Linked DNA regions of Mus musculus: regions 1 and 3 are each linked to region 2. The links are chromatin loops, found by intact Hi-C in ENCODE. Cell type or tissue: left cerebral cortex. All regions are shown on one strand. Region 1 overlaps Rgs16 (regulator of G-protein signaling 16). Region 2 has its middle 7.6 kb from the start of Npl. Region 3 overlaps Rgs8 (regulator of G-protein signaling 8).

What was found. A loop is a pair of places that touch in the nucleus more often than their neighbours do. Peaks named below come from ENCODE experiments on the same cell type or tissue, not always from the same donor. Only the 100,000 strongest peaks of a DNase experiment are listed, where the experiment ranks them.
Region 1: it touches region 2 in a loop (5-fold over the local background); 41 of 42 quality-filtered maps call a loop at or near these places.
Region 3: it touches region 2 in a loop (2.8-fold over the local background); 7 of 42 quality-filtered maps call a loop at or near these places.

The regions. Positions count from the first base shown.
Region 1 is chr1:153,745,009-153,749,008 of GRCm38, forward strand. It overlaps Rgs16 (regulator of G-protein signaling 16), which reads left to right. Exons shown (of 5, transcript NM_011267.3): 5 at 1-460. Among named protein-coding and RNA genes, the nearest start is that of Rnasel, 2.4 kb to the right of the region's middle. In left cerebral cortex, a CTCF peak has its summit at 1,928 (motif pointing left); DNase peaks (open chromatin) are centred at 1,918 and 3,746.
Region 2 is chr1:153,555,347-153,559,346 of GRCm38, forward strand. No RefSeq gene overlaps it. Among named protein-coding and RNA genes, the nearest start is that of Npl, 7.6 kb to the left of the region's middle. In left cerebral cortex, a CTCF peak has its summit at 1,752 (motif pointing right); a DNase peak (open chromatin) is centred at 1,755.
Region 3 is chr1:153,663,585-153,667,584 of GRCm38, forward strand. It overlaps Rgs8 (regulator of G-protein signaling 8), which reads left to right. Exons shown (of 7, transcript NM_026380.3): 2 at 2,252-2,332. Among named protein-coding and RNA genes, the nearest start is that of Rgs8, 13 kb to the left of the region's middle. In left cerebral cortex, a CTCF peak has its summit at 2,030; DNase peaks (open chromatin) are centred at 1,685 and 2,060; H3K4me3 peaks cover 1,616 bases; H3K27ac peaks cover 1,750 bases.

The DNA.
Region 1 (4,000 bases), 190 kb after region 2:
TCACTTCTGAGTCTTACCGAACAAACTTTCCAAGTTGGGACTTCCAGCACCAGCCACCGAGACGGAGACCTAGGTTGTTTCCCTCTGCACTTGAGGTTTCTCCGGGAGAGAACTCTTTTAAGTATAATATTGTGTTCTGTTGTGTTGTGCCGATTGTCTCGCTGCTATTGTTATTTATTGTGGTTTGTTTGCCTGTACTGAAGAGCCTCAGCTGGAGCTGCTGCCTGATCACGCCTCCTCCCTACCAGACTCTACCTCTGCAAGCCTTGGGAATCACTGAGGGCTGGGGGGGGGGGGGAACGGGACACGGGACTCCCCACTGTGTTAATATTTATTTATTGTTAACAAAGGGAGCTGGGTTCCTTTATCAGCAGTGTATGTGATCACTGTTTTTCTGTTTGAGCATGTTATATTCTTGTAAAAAAACCTGAAAATAAAACTCAAAAATAATATCCCAATATTTCCCAGGACAGTATGGATGATATGAGGGTCCAGGGGAGTATGGAGGGCCTGTGGTATCACAGCTCTGGTGATTCTGTGGGATGGGGATACAGGACGGGGTGGGTGGCTGAAGGCACGAAAGGGTTGAGCTGGGTTTGAAAGGCTTTTGCAGGGTAGTCCACAAGGAGCCGGGCTTCTCCTCTGCCTGGTGCCTTCTGGGTCACATCAGTCCTGAAATCCTGCTCTTTGAGATTTCACTGCCTGAAAAGAGCCTGGCCCAGGCACATAGTAGTGAATGCCTGCAAGCCCTAGCTTTTAGGAGTTTGAGAATGGCCTTAGATTACATACTGAGATCTTGATTCAAAAGAAAAAAAAATTTAGCCAGGCGGTGGTGGCACACACCTTTAATCCCAGCACTCGGGAGGCAGAGGCAGGTGGATTTCTGAGTTTGAGGCCAGCCTGGTCTACAGAGTGAGTTCCAGGACAGCCAGGGATACACAGAGAAACCCTGTCTCAAAAAACCAACCAACCAACCAAACAAACAAAAACAACAACAAAAAAAGAAATTATGTGGTGTTATAGATATCTGCTTATACACAGATCTGACATGCTGTTGGGTTTCAGTTCTCCCCCAAGTCCTCTGTGTGATCAGAGTTCAAGTACTTGGTTGTAGAGACCCCTTAGAATTGCACCCTACACCTAGATCCAGGGTTCTCAGGTGATAGCAGGAGGGGTTCAGACACTGAGGGCTTAAGCAAAAATATGGGAACAAACAGGCAGGCTCTAACCTCATACCATCCAGACAACAGCTCGACCGGATCCTAAACGGGGGAGAGCATGTGTGGTGCAGCTGGTGCAGCTGGTGCAGCTGGTGCCGGAGGCCATCTGAGCTGTTACACTGTGGGGCGTTTGTCTATGTGAGATGGGTAGAGAGGCCCATGACCGGGGACGGGAGGGAGACAGGAGTGCCCAGGTACAATGAAACACTGTGGTGTGTGTGTCTGCTCCACACGCACACATCCCACGCTAAGCATGTGAAAGGCGGAAGACAATTTTCTGGAGTTGTTCTCGGCTTCTACCTTTTGGGTTTTGGGGGTTGATTTCAGGTGGTCAGCCTTGGCAGCAAGCACCTTTACCTGCTGAGCCATCTTGCTAGCCACAAGGCCCCGAATCCCTATTTTCCACGGCTGGAGATGTTTGCACACATAAAAACATGGCGATTCCTTAATGCGACAAAAGGTCATCACCTCCTTTTGCCAGACTAAAGACTCCTGCGTTATGCATGTTCTTGTCCCCAGTTTTCTGTATATTTTTATCTGCTGTTTGGAGCATTCCAGAACCCTGGATGATAACATGTAAGATGTGGGCATCAGTTAAGCCAGTATGTCACGGAGAACGCAACAGCCAAAGAAACCTAGGCCGGGGCAGTGCTTTCGAGGGCCGAGGAAGGCCAGACGATCCCTTGCGCTCTGCTGCCCTCCTGTGGCTATAACTATGTATTGTCTTAGGTTTGTCTGACTTCTATAGACTATTTATCTATGTTTAATTATGTGTGCAGGTGTGTGGCTTTGTGCCCATGAACGCAGGCGCCTGAAGCTGGGATGAAAGGTGGACATGAGTCGCTCAATGTGGGTTCTGGGAACCGAACTCGGGTCCTCTAGAATAGATGTATTCTTAACAGCGGAACCGCCCTCTCCAGCCTGAATTTCTTTCAGTTTCAAAAGCTTTGCTTTTCCCCGTGGAATTCTATGTCATGGCTAGAATTTGTTGTTTATTAATTCATTTTTGGTGAACATTCAAAATTATGAAATTGGAATTATTAACACAATTCCTAACACAGTCAGTGTCTATAGGAGTTATGGCAAGATTTCCTTAGTTCTTTTAGGGCTAAAATTTATCTTCCAATCTGGAAGGTCTTAGTTAAAGAGACTGTTCAGGGATCCAGGGTCTATGAGGTGTAAATTCAAGGCAGATAGAATGCTTGAAATTGGTCCAGGAGAAGAAAGAGAAGGCCGAAGTTAGGTATCCGATCCTAAGTTAAGTAGTTGATGCTAAGGGTGAGAGATGCAAGGGGCTTAGGTGCTATATTACAGGGTAGAGTTACCTTCAGGGGACAAAGGCAGGCAGGCAAAGCTTGCAGCCTTTCCCCTCACATCTTGGCAGTACCTGGAAGATGCTGCACACTCAAGGGGAGGGGCTTCACCCTTCAGTTACGCCTGCAGGAAATACTCTCAGAGACCCACCCAGAGCCTTTCTCTTTGCTAATATCCTATGCAATCAGGTGACCGCTGAGACTAACTGGCACAGTCACAGATTCAGGCACTGACTTAGACTTTGAGTAAAGCAAGAATCTGTGGATCTTTAAAAAAATTTTTTTTTCTTTTTACATCAAGCACCCATTTAAGGGAGAATTTTCATTTTAGCCATTCACAGGACAGCTCACAGAAAGCATGGAGCAATATTTAGAGCCACACGACTGACTTTAATCTGGTGTCTGCAGGTTGCTAATCAGTATGTTTCTCAATTTCTCAGGCTCTCACTTTGTATTATAAAATGTGACTATAAATAGTATTGGCTTCAGAGAGGTTTTGTGATGACAGAAAATGTGTGAAAAGTGTGTGTTAGACGGCTTGGTGACATGCTCAAAAACAGCAAACACTTGTCTGCGGCAGATACTGCTCTAAATACTCGGCATATGTTAATTCCTGTAATTCCTGTAAGAATCCTATAACATTAAAGACATAGAAGCCAGAGCGTTTATGTGAATCACTCCAATAAATGTAAAGAGATACCAGTCAGCTGGAGCTGCATAGCAGCCAGCCCAGACCACTCACACATTGCAGATAGGAGAAGGTCAACCTTCTACTGGTACAACGTTACAGCACTGGCTTCTACCCAAGTTCCCAGAAGGGTTTGGTAAGCTAAGTGCGAGTCTGGATGTGAGCCGGAAGTCTGATGTTCTTTTTGGTCAAAGGAAGGATCGAGGATACCACAGTGGGAAGTGGTTCAGGAGGAAGAGGGAAAATGCCCTTACATTTGCGTTGGCCGTTTGTTTCCTCTCCGTGTATCCAGTCCAGGTTTCCCACTCACTCCTGTGCCTGCTGTCTACCCTTGGTAAATTATTCCTTCAAAGTTTAAATCCCACCCAGAAGAGATCTTTGGTTCAAGATGGTCCAAGGGAAGTCATGGTTCCTGTCTTAGACTCTCCTGTCATACAGATCTGTCCTCCTCCATGCAGATCTGTCCCAGCATTTGTCCCTCCCCAAAGCAGACAGCTGGTACCAGGTGCCCCTCCCCCCATGCTCACGTGATGTGACAGCTAAAGAATTACTGTGTTTTCTTCACAAGGGGGACTTATACTTCCTGCCCTGGCCTTGATCCAGAGTTGAGTTTTCTGGTGGAATCTGATGGATGCCTTCCTCTGTTAATTACTGGGTCTCTCATCCTTTATGTGTTTATAGTTTAGGATTTTATTATAGGCACATTTTGTATTATAAGTGGCCTCAAATCATTTTTAGAATTGGGCTTTGGAAATCATAAAAAATAAATAAAAAGTAAC
Region 2 (4,000 bases):
GGTGGCCTTGAACTCACAGAGATCTGCTTGCTTGTCTGCTTCTGCTGGTATTAAAGGAGTGTGCTACCATACAAAGTTCAAAATAAATCTGTTTGTTTATTTTGAGACAGGGTCTTACTGTGTGGCCTTAACTCACGTGTAGACCAGGCTAGTCCCTAACTCACAGACTATGCCTATGCCCCATCCCCCTCAGCATGGGATTAAAGATAAGCATCACCGTGCCCTGCCCTGCAGATTTCTTCCCCACATTGCTCCAGAATCATCTTTAGTTTAGACAGGGTCTCTCAATTATGTAGCTCTGGATGTCCTGGAATTTACTATGTGGACCAGGTTGACCTCAAACTCTCAGAGATCCACCTGCCTCTGCTTCCTGAGTACCAGAATTAAAGGCGATCACTACACCTGGCATTCTTTTTTCATTATTAAATAAACTTTATCATTGTCATCATCATCATTATTATTATTCTCGAGAGCGCGTGTGTGTGTGTGTGTGTGTGTGTGCTTTATGAATGTGAGTAGGGAGGTCAGAGGTCAGAGGACAACTTGTGGAGGTTCTGGGGATAGTACTAAGATCATCACGCTGAGCCATCTCACTGATCCACAGAGCTCTTGGAACTGGCGTGACAGATGATTGTGAACCACCAAACCCCAGTCCTCTTTAAGAGCATCAAGTGCTCTAAATGGATGAGCCATCTCTTGAACCCCCTTGCTTCTTCTGCCTTGTAAATACTGTGCCATCTTTATTAAGTAGAATTAGCTCCTAGTCTGCTGGTCTTTCTTTAATTCCCCAGAGATCCCAAATTCTTGCCAAGACTGGGGTTTTCCATGCACCCAGGATATTCCATCCCTTCTGATGTAAGAGGGCTCTTATTTCAGACCTTTCCCCTTCAGGGGCTGCCTCCCTACCCTAACAGCCAATACCTCTTCTGATCACAGCTCAGTGTGTTTGGTCTCTCCTGTTCTGCGGGACACACGAGTCCCTACCCTCCACACATGGTTGAATTGGTATGGAATGCAGAACAGACATGACTAACAGCTCATGTGGCAGTCCTGTGGTCCCAGAACAACAGTCAGCTTAGTGGGAGAAGATTGACTCCCTGTAGCAGCTATTTCACCACAACAGGTGGCCAAGTGGGAAAATTTACAGCTTTGGAGGACTCGGAGGCCTGGTGTGCTCTTTCAGAGCAAAAGGGAGAATCCTAGCGTGGATTGAATCTGGAGGCCATTGCCTCACTGATGACCTGTGATATTCACACTTTTCTTTTTTTTTTTTTTTTTTTTAGTTTTTTTTTGAGACAGGGTTTCTCTGTATAGCCCTGGCTGTCCTGGAACTCACTCCGTAGACCAGGCTGGCCTCGAACTCAGAAATCCGCCTGCCTCTGTCTCCTGAGTGCTGGGATTAAAGGCATGTGCCATTATGCCTGGCCTAACCTTTTGACATCTGCGAAAACTGGTCACATACATTGCTTTGAGATAATCTTGTGGTTGGGAAAACTTTTGGAAATGTAGGCCTAATTTGATTATCAGCATGGGAGAGGACGAACATACAATTGGTTGTTAGCAGAAGAGAAAGCAATACTAATTTTGACTGGAGGAGTTTCTTTTATAATATTTAAGTAAACACAGAGGCAAAAGTCTCTTTTGAAGAATGCTCAGCATGTCCTAGCCAGTGTGTGAACCAATTATAGTCTACTTGACACTGCTTGGAAAAGTATCCCAAGGCGCATGGGCAATTATCAACACTGTATGGCAGAAGCCTACCACTAGATGGCAGTCTACTAGCAGAAATTGCTTCCCCCCTTTCTCCCTTCCTCCCTCTCTCCCTTTCTCCTTCCCTCCCTTCCTTTCTGAACTGCAAGTTTCTTGGAACTTTAGCAATCAATGAAAAGATTCGACCTGGAGAGATGGCTCAGTGGTTACAACTCTGGCTCTTCCAGAGGCCTCAGGTTCAATACCAGCACCTGTAGGGCAGTTTACGGTGATTTGTAACTCCAGCTCCTAAGGGATTCTGCATCATCTTCTGTCCCCTGCAGGCACCAGGCATGTACCTGGTGCACAGGCATTCATGCAGGCATAACACCCATATGTGCACAATAACACAACACATTTCCTCCAGACCACTGGTTCTCTGGGTTTTGAGCATAAGGGCTGAGGGTATAGCTCAGCTGTAAAATGGCATCCTAGTGTGTATTAAGCCACCGGCAGGACCTCCAGGACACCCCAAGTAAAAATGCAGTAGATGGAAGCTGTGTTAGGTGTGGTGACACACACCTGTAGCCCCAGGTCTTGTGAGCTGTAGGTAGGAAGATCAGGAGGACACAGACATCAAGGTCCAGGTAAGGCTGGACGACATGAGATCCTGTCTCTTCCTGTCTGGGTGTCTGTTCTTCTAAGCACCCCACCCCCTCACCCCGGCCCACCCCCCAGCCCCCCAGACCGGGTTTCTCTGTGTAGCCCTGGCTGTAGTGGAACTCTGTCTGTAGGCCAGGGTGTTCTTCAATTCAGAAATCTGCCTGCCTTTGCCTCCCAGGTGCTGAGATTAAAGACCTGGACCACCATGCCTGGCTGAGATGCTGTCTCAAAAAACAAACAAACAAACAAACAAACAAACAACCCCCCAAACACTCCGGACAGCACAGCCAGTGGAACTGACTTCTTGAGAAGCAGAAGATAATTGATGATCTCGAATGACTCCTAGGGTAAAGAGCCTGCCACCAATCTGATGATCAATTCCCAGGACTCACAGGGTGGAAGGAAAGAACCAAATTCCCCAGGTTGTCTTCTAACCTCCAAGTAGTATGGTGCACTCACACACACACACACACACACACACACACACACACACACACACACACACACACGCTAACAATTGAGTGCTAACTATGCAGGATCAGAGATCAGAGATTGCAGGCCTCTCCCAGCCCTTCAAGGAATTTAGCTGGTCCCCCACCTCTCACCCTCTACCTCCTTGCCTAAGCCTTCAGGACACTGCCAGCCTGTAGCCAGTGGGCATACTCAGATCCCAGCTCTCAGAACTGTGGGCAGTGCCCCCTTTGACCAGGTTCATCTGGGCCTGTGGCAAGCTCCCAGAATATTTGAGAGTCTTCCTCCTGTGTTCCATTCTCAGGCTAGACATCTTGCTATAGCCTGAATTGTGTTTCCTCTGAAAGAAAAGTCTAACTCAAATATTTGCTGTATTTATAGGTGGACCAGGAAGTCAGGGAAAAGCCAAACACAGAACAGTATTCATGTAGGCATCCCATCCGTGCAGAAGAGAAAATGCCTGTGCAGAGATACAACTCCGTATGCATTGGTACGTCTGGGGGCCAGGAGCTATGTACAAAGCATCCCACATTAGCAAACAAGTGGGTGCCGATCTGAGAGTGGGGAGACTCCCGACGCCCTTGGTATCTGTGCGTCGACCCTTTAATGACAGAGAGGTTTGGTGGGGATAGCGTTCCAGGGGATCCAAACAGCTGTGGGGAAGTACCACGTTGTGTTAATCGCCATCACCTGTCGGGGCCTCTGCCGAAGCACCCCTGATTCACTGTTTCTCTGGGAAAGGAACCAGAGGCAGAGTGTATGCTTTTGCTACTGGCTGAAGTGTTTCTTGTGTAGGTAGGTAGAATTTTCTTTTGCACAGCTCAAGGATTATCTTTTTTTTTTTTTTTTTTTCAGAATTTAGTTCTGGTCTTTGCCATCTGCTTACCTGACGTCAGCCTAGTCAAGCAATGTCCAACCGTCACTGGCTGTTTGAGCTCCTCTAGTTCTCAAGGAGGGAGACACCTACCTGAAGCCTCTCTCATCATTTAGGACCCACAATCGTCTCTTTTTGATGTTTATCTTGGGCTTCTAGGTTTTTTTTTTTTTTTTTTTCACTACCAGACAATCTAGGGTGTCTTGGGTTTTCTCTGTGCGGTCTGGGTCGGACCCACACTGCTCACGCTGTATTGGCTGTGCCTAGACCAACGTAGGGGAGAGCCTTTCTCTTTCTTGCAAA
Region 3 (4,000 bases), 110 kb after region 2:
CCCTTCTCCTGCTCACAGCCATAGTCATTACGGATGGTTTTGAGCCACCATGTGGTTGCTGGGAATTGAACTCAGGACCTCTAGAAGACCAGTCAGTGCTCTTAACCGCTGAGCCATCCCACCAGCAGGCACATGGCACTGTTGACTCACAATACATGAAAATATTTTATACTTGGTTGTAAAGGTGGATGTGGCTCAGGCTGTCCTTGATCTCCTGATCCTACTGCCTCAGCCTCGTGGGTGCTGTACCATCAACCTAGTTTTGCTTTAAATATTTTTAAAAGGTTAAATAAGCTGGACGTGATGGCAAGGCCTATAACCCTAGCTATTCAGGGGGCCAAGATAGAGGGATAGCAGTTTCAAAGCCTGTCTGAGCTACAGAGCGAGTTTAAAGTCAGCCTGGACAATTCAAGGAGATCCTGTCTGGAAAAAAAAAGAAAGGAAGAAAGGAAGAAAGGAAGAAAGGAAGAAAGGAAGAAAGGAAGAAAGGAAGAAAGGAAGAAAGAAAGAAAGAAAGAAAGAAAGAAAGGAAGAAAGAAAGAAAGAAAGAAAGGAAGGAAGGAAGAAAGAAAGGAAGGAAGGAAGGAAGGAAGAAAGAAAGAAAGGAAGAAAGAAAGGAAGAAAGAAAGAAAGGAAGGAAGGAAGGAAGGAAGGAAGGAAGGAAGGAAGGAAGGAAGGAAGGAAGACAGACAGGTAGAGGACCTGGAATATCTAAGGCCTTTGGTTCAATCCCTAGCAATGAACAACAGTAAGTCAAATAAACAGAATAGATTACTTTTATGATAAACCACTACTTTCTATGGAAATGTAGTCTCACTTCTGTTTTGAGAAATGATTTGCCACGAAGGCCAAGTGTATTTGGAGCTGGTTCCTGAACAGACCTGGGGACACCCTTAGAGACTCAGCATGTAAGGAGGAAGAGAAGGCTTTATTAGAATCCCTGGGTGTGCTAGGTTGCCACCAAGGGTCTCTGCATGGAGCTTGAGCTCTGGCATGTCTAGCACAGCTCCTAGGTGATGCCCAGACCACTGGTCTGGGTACCACTTCTGGAGAACTAGGACAAACAGGAAAAAAAATCTTCCTTTTGGAACAGAGGCAGGCAATGTGAAGGTCTATGTGGGTATAGAGGTTTGGAAATAAAATTGGGGAAAAAAAAGGAAAGGAAAGCGAGGAACATAGAGATGACGAGCAGATCGGGCAGAACAAAGGGAAAAGTCGCACTCTATCACGGGTGCAAGTGGGGGGAGTTGCTAGGTGATGGATGAGGGAGAGAGGTGAGTTTCTACTGTAGGAAAAACCAGGTGAGAGGCAGGAGTTCTCCTGGAAATCTGCACGTTCCAGGAGGGAGAGGAGGTGGAATTTTTTCATTAAGGAGTGGGGAATGGTGTGGTTGGTCCTGGTGGGGTGGGGTGGGTGGGGTGGGGTGGAAATAGGCTAAGAGAGAGGTTCCTCAGTAGAGTAAGGGGACAGCCAAGACTTGGCAGAGAGGGGTAATTTCAGGGCCGTGTGGTTTGGCTTGGGAGTGCAGTGCAATAGAATTGGGAGAAAGGGGGTGGAATTTAGATGTGCGACCTGCCCCGTAGCTTTCTCCCTCTCTGCATTTATCACATCACATCACACCCAGCAAGACAGGCCCCCTCCTCCTGGCTCATTAGGAGATTTGATTCGGCTTGGCTCCTGCTGTCAGCAGCTGTCTGGGGCAAGATCTTTCTGCTCCCTGCTCCTCAGTGCAGCCTCCAGCCTCTCAGCCTTCCAGCCAGCAGCAGAGCTCATTAGGAAAGTCCCCTTCCCTGGATTTTCAGCCACTTGGTGGCCTGAAAAGAGTTAATACCTACTCTTGGCTGGGGGGCAGAGCAGCTGCTGTGGGCTGGGAGAGAGACTTCTCCCTGAGCTGCAGCCAAAGGAGCTGCAGGTTAGTGAGGCCGAAAGGAGGAAGGCGCAGGATGCATGCCAGGTCAGCTCTGCTTGGGGGCATCTCCTGTGTCCTGCCAATGAGGATGGGCGTGCAGACTGTGCCTGGGAGCTGAGCCGCCGCCTGCTGGGTGTAGGCTGCTTCAGTATTTACTGGATGTGACAAGCAGAGAGAAGAGCTTTTGGGGCCGCTTGCTGCCTGGCTCAAGTGGTGGGAGGTGTGTTGTACGTGCATGCTTATGTATATGTGTGTGCATGCGCGAGCTTAGGTGTCCCTGCAAACATGCCTTCCACCTGCCAAGGATTTCACTGCTAAAAGAAATATCTACTCTTCCTTTAGAGCTCCTTAACCCGGAGGAGCAAGCATCTCTGACCATCTACCTGGCAAAGACCTGCAGGCCATGAGGACCAGTCAACGACAGTAAGTATTGGCTCTGCCTTTCTTCTTTTTTTTTTCTGGGATGTTGGAAAGCTGGTTGCATTATACATATTTAATTAATCTGCCTCTTCATGCATACTGATTGCTTTCTCCCTGCTGAGCTTAATTTCTCTTCCCTTCTTTATAAATCTTTGCCTTTTCCCCCTCTTATGCCCCTTCTCCACCTTGAATGACATCTTTTTCTACGCTGTCTGCTCCAGTCACTTGTGACTTGGTGCCTCCTTCTAAGGATATATGCACTATGGGGGAAAGGGGGTGGGTGGGTGACATGTCCATCTTTGAACTTCTCAGGCTTTGGGTAACCCTTTCTTTATCTGTCCCTCATAAGTCAGTCTAGGGCTAAGTGGGATAAGAGCCCTGAGGGTTCTGGATCCTGGAATAGACAAAGCAGCTGGGGCAATGTCCAGCTGGTTCTGATTTGTGAGTCCAAAGCTGACCTCACTTAAGGGGTGACTTGGGAGGTGCTGAAGTTGTGGGGTGTGTGTGTGGGGGAGTTGGAGAGGAGACAACTGGATAGCACCAGCAAGCTAGAGTGGGCTGAGAGCAGGAAAGGGAGGGAAGAGAGACAGGCAGGGACAGAGCCAGTAGTCCCCTGCCCTGAACGACCTTGCCTGTGGTGTATATGGGTTGTGACCTCTGGTCTGCTCAGCTACAGAAAAATGAAGGCCCCTGGCAAGATCTTCCCCCACCTCCCCTGGGGATATATTTTATAAACAAGAGGAAATGAGGCGTAGGTGCCCCAGACATGTTTTCTGGAGACCCTTAGAGCTGTAAAGGGCTTTGATGGCCTCACTTCTGGAAAGCAGGTGCAATCCCAGTTAGGACAATGATTAAGGAAATGTCCCCTGTCGTTAGAGAACGTGACCCAGGGGGATGAGCCTTTACACGAAGCCTGATTTTTGTTGTTGTTTTCTGTTTTCAGTGTTAATAAAGTCATCCTTCCATGTGGCTACTGATATAATTACTCTTAAAGTGATTTGTAAAAGTATTTGTGACCTGCTCAGGGTAACACCAAAACCATTTAAATGGTGCAGCCACGCAGGATTCTTATTTATCCAAATTAGGTTTCTTTTAAAATGGATTCTACGTTTGGTGGCAGGGTTCCCCAGGGGAACCTTTTATGGATAGGTAGGTAGCTCTTCCTATCAGCTGTCTTTTGTGGGAATAATGGTCTGAAACACTGTCAGTGACACCCATGGGAAGGAGAGGCTATAAGCCAATCATCCTTCAGCCTCCATACCCCCTTCCCCTATTCCCAAATCTTCCCTGTCTTAGGTCAAGAAGGCTCCCCCCTAAATCCCCCCACCCCCTTATGAGCTAGAGTGACTTGCATATTCATTTCTTCAGCTTGTGTCTGGGATCCCTGCCAAGGAGCATGCCCAGTGGTAAGGGTGTCTGATGCCTTCCCTCCAAGTCCCTTCAACCCCCCTCCTTGCTCCCCTTTTCTCAAACCCTGGCTCATTTCCACCTGGGACAGGTGTCCTTGGAGGGAGGTGGGAACCAGAGTAGCATCCAATCAGACTATTTTGGAACAAGTGCTGACCTCTCCTCCCTGGTCTCTTCCAGGCTGGTCACTTGGGCATCGGTCTAGCGAGAGAAAGAGAACAGTAATTTTTGGGTTGCAGGCCCATGCCTCCCTAAGGGTACATG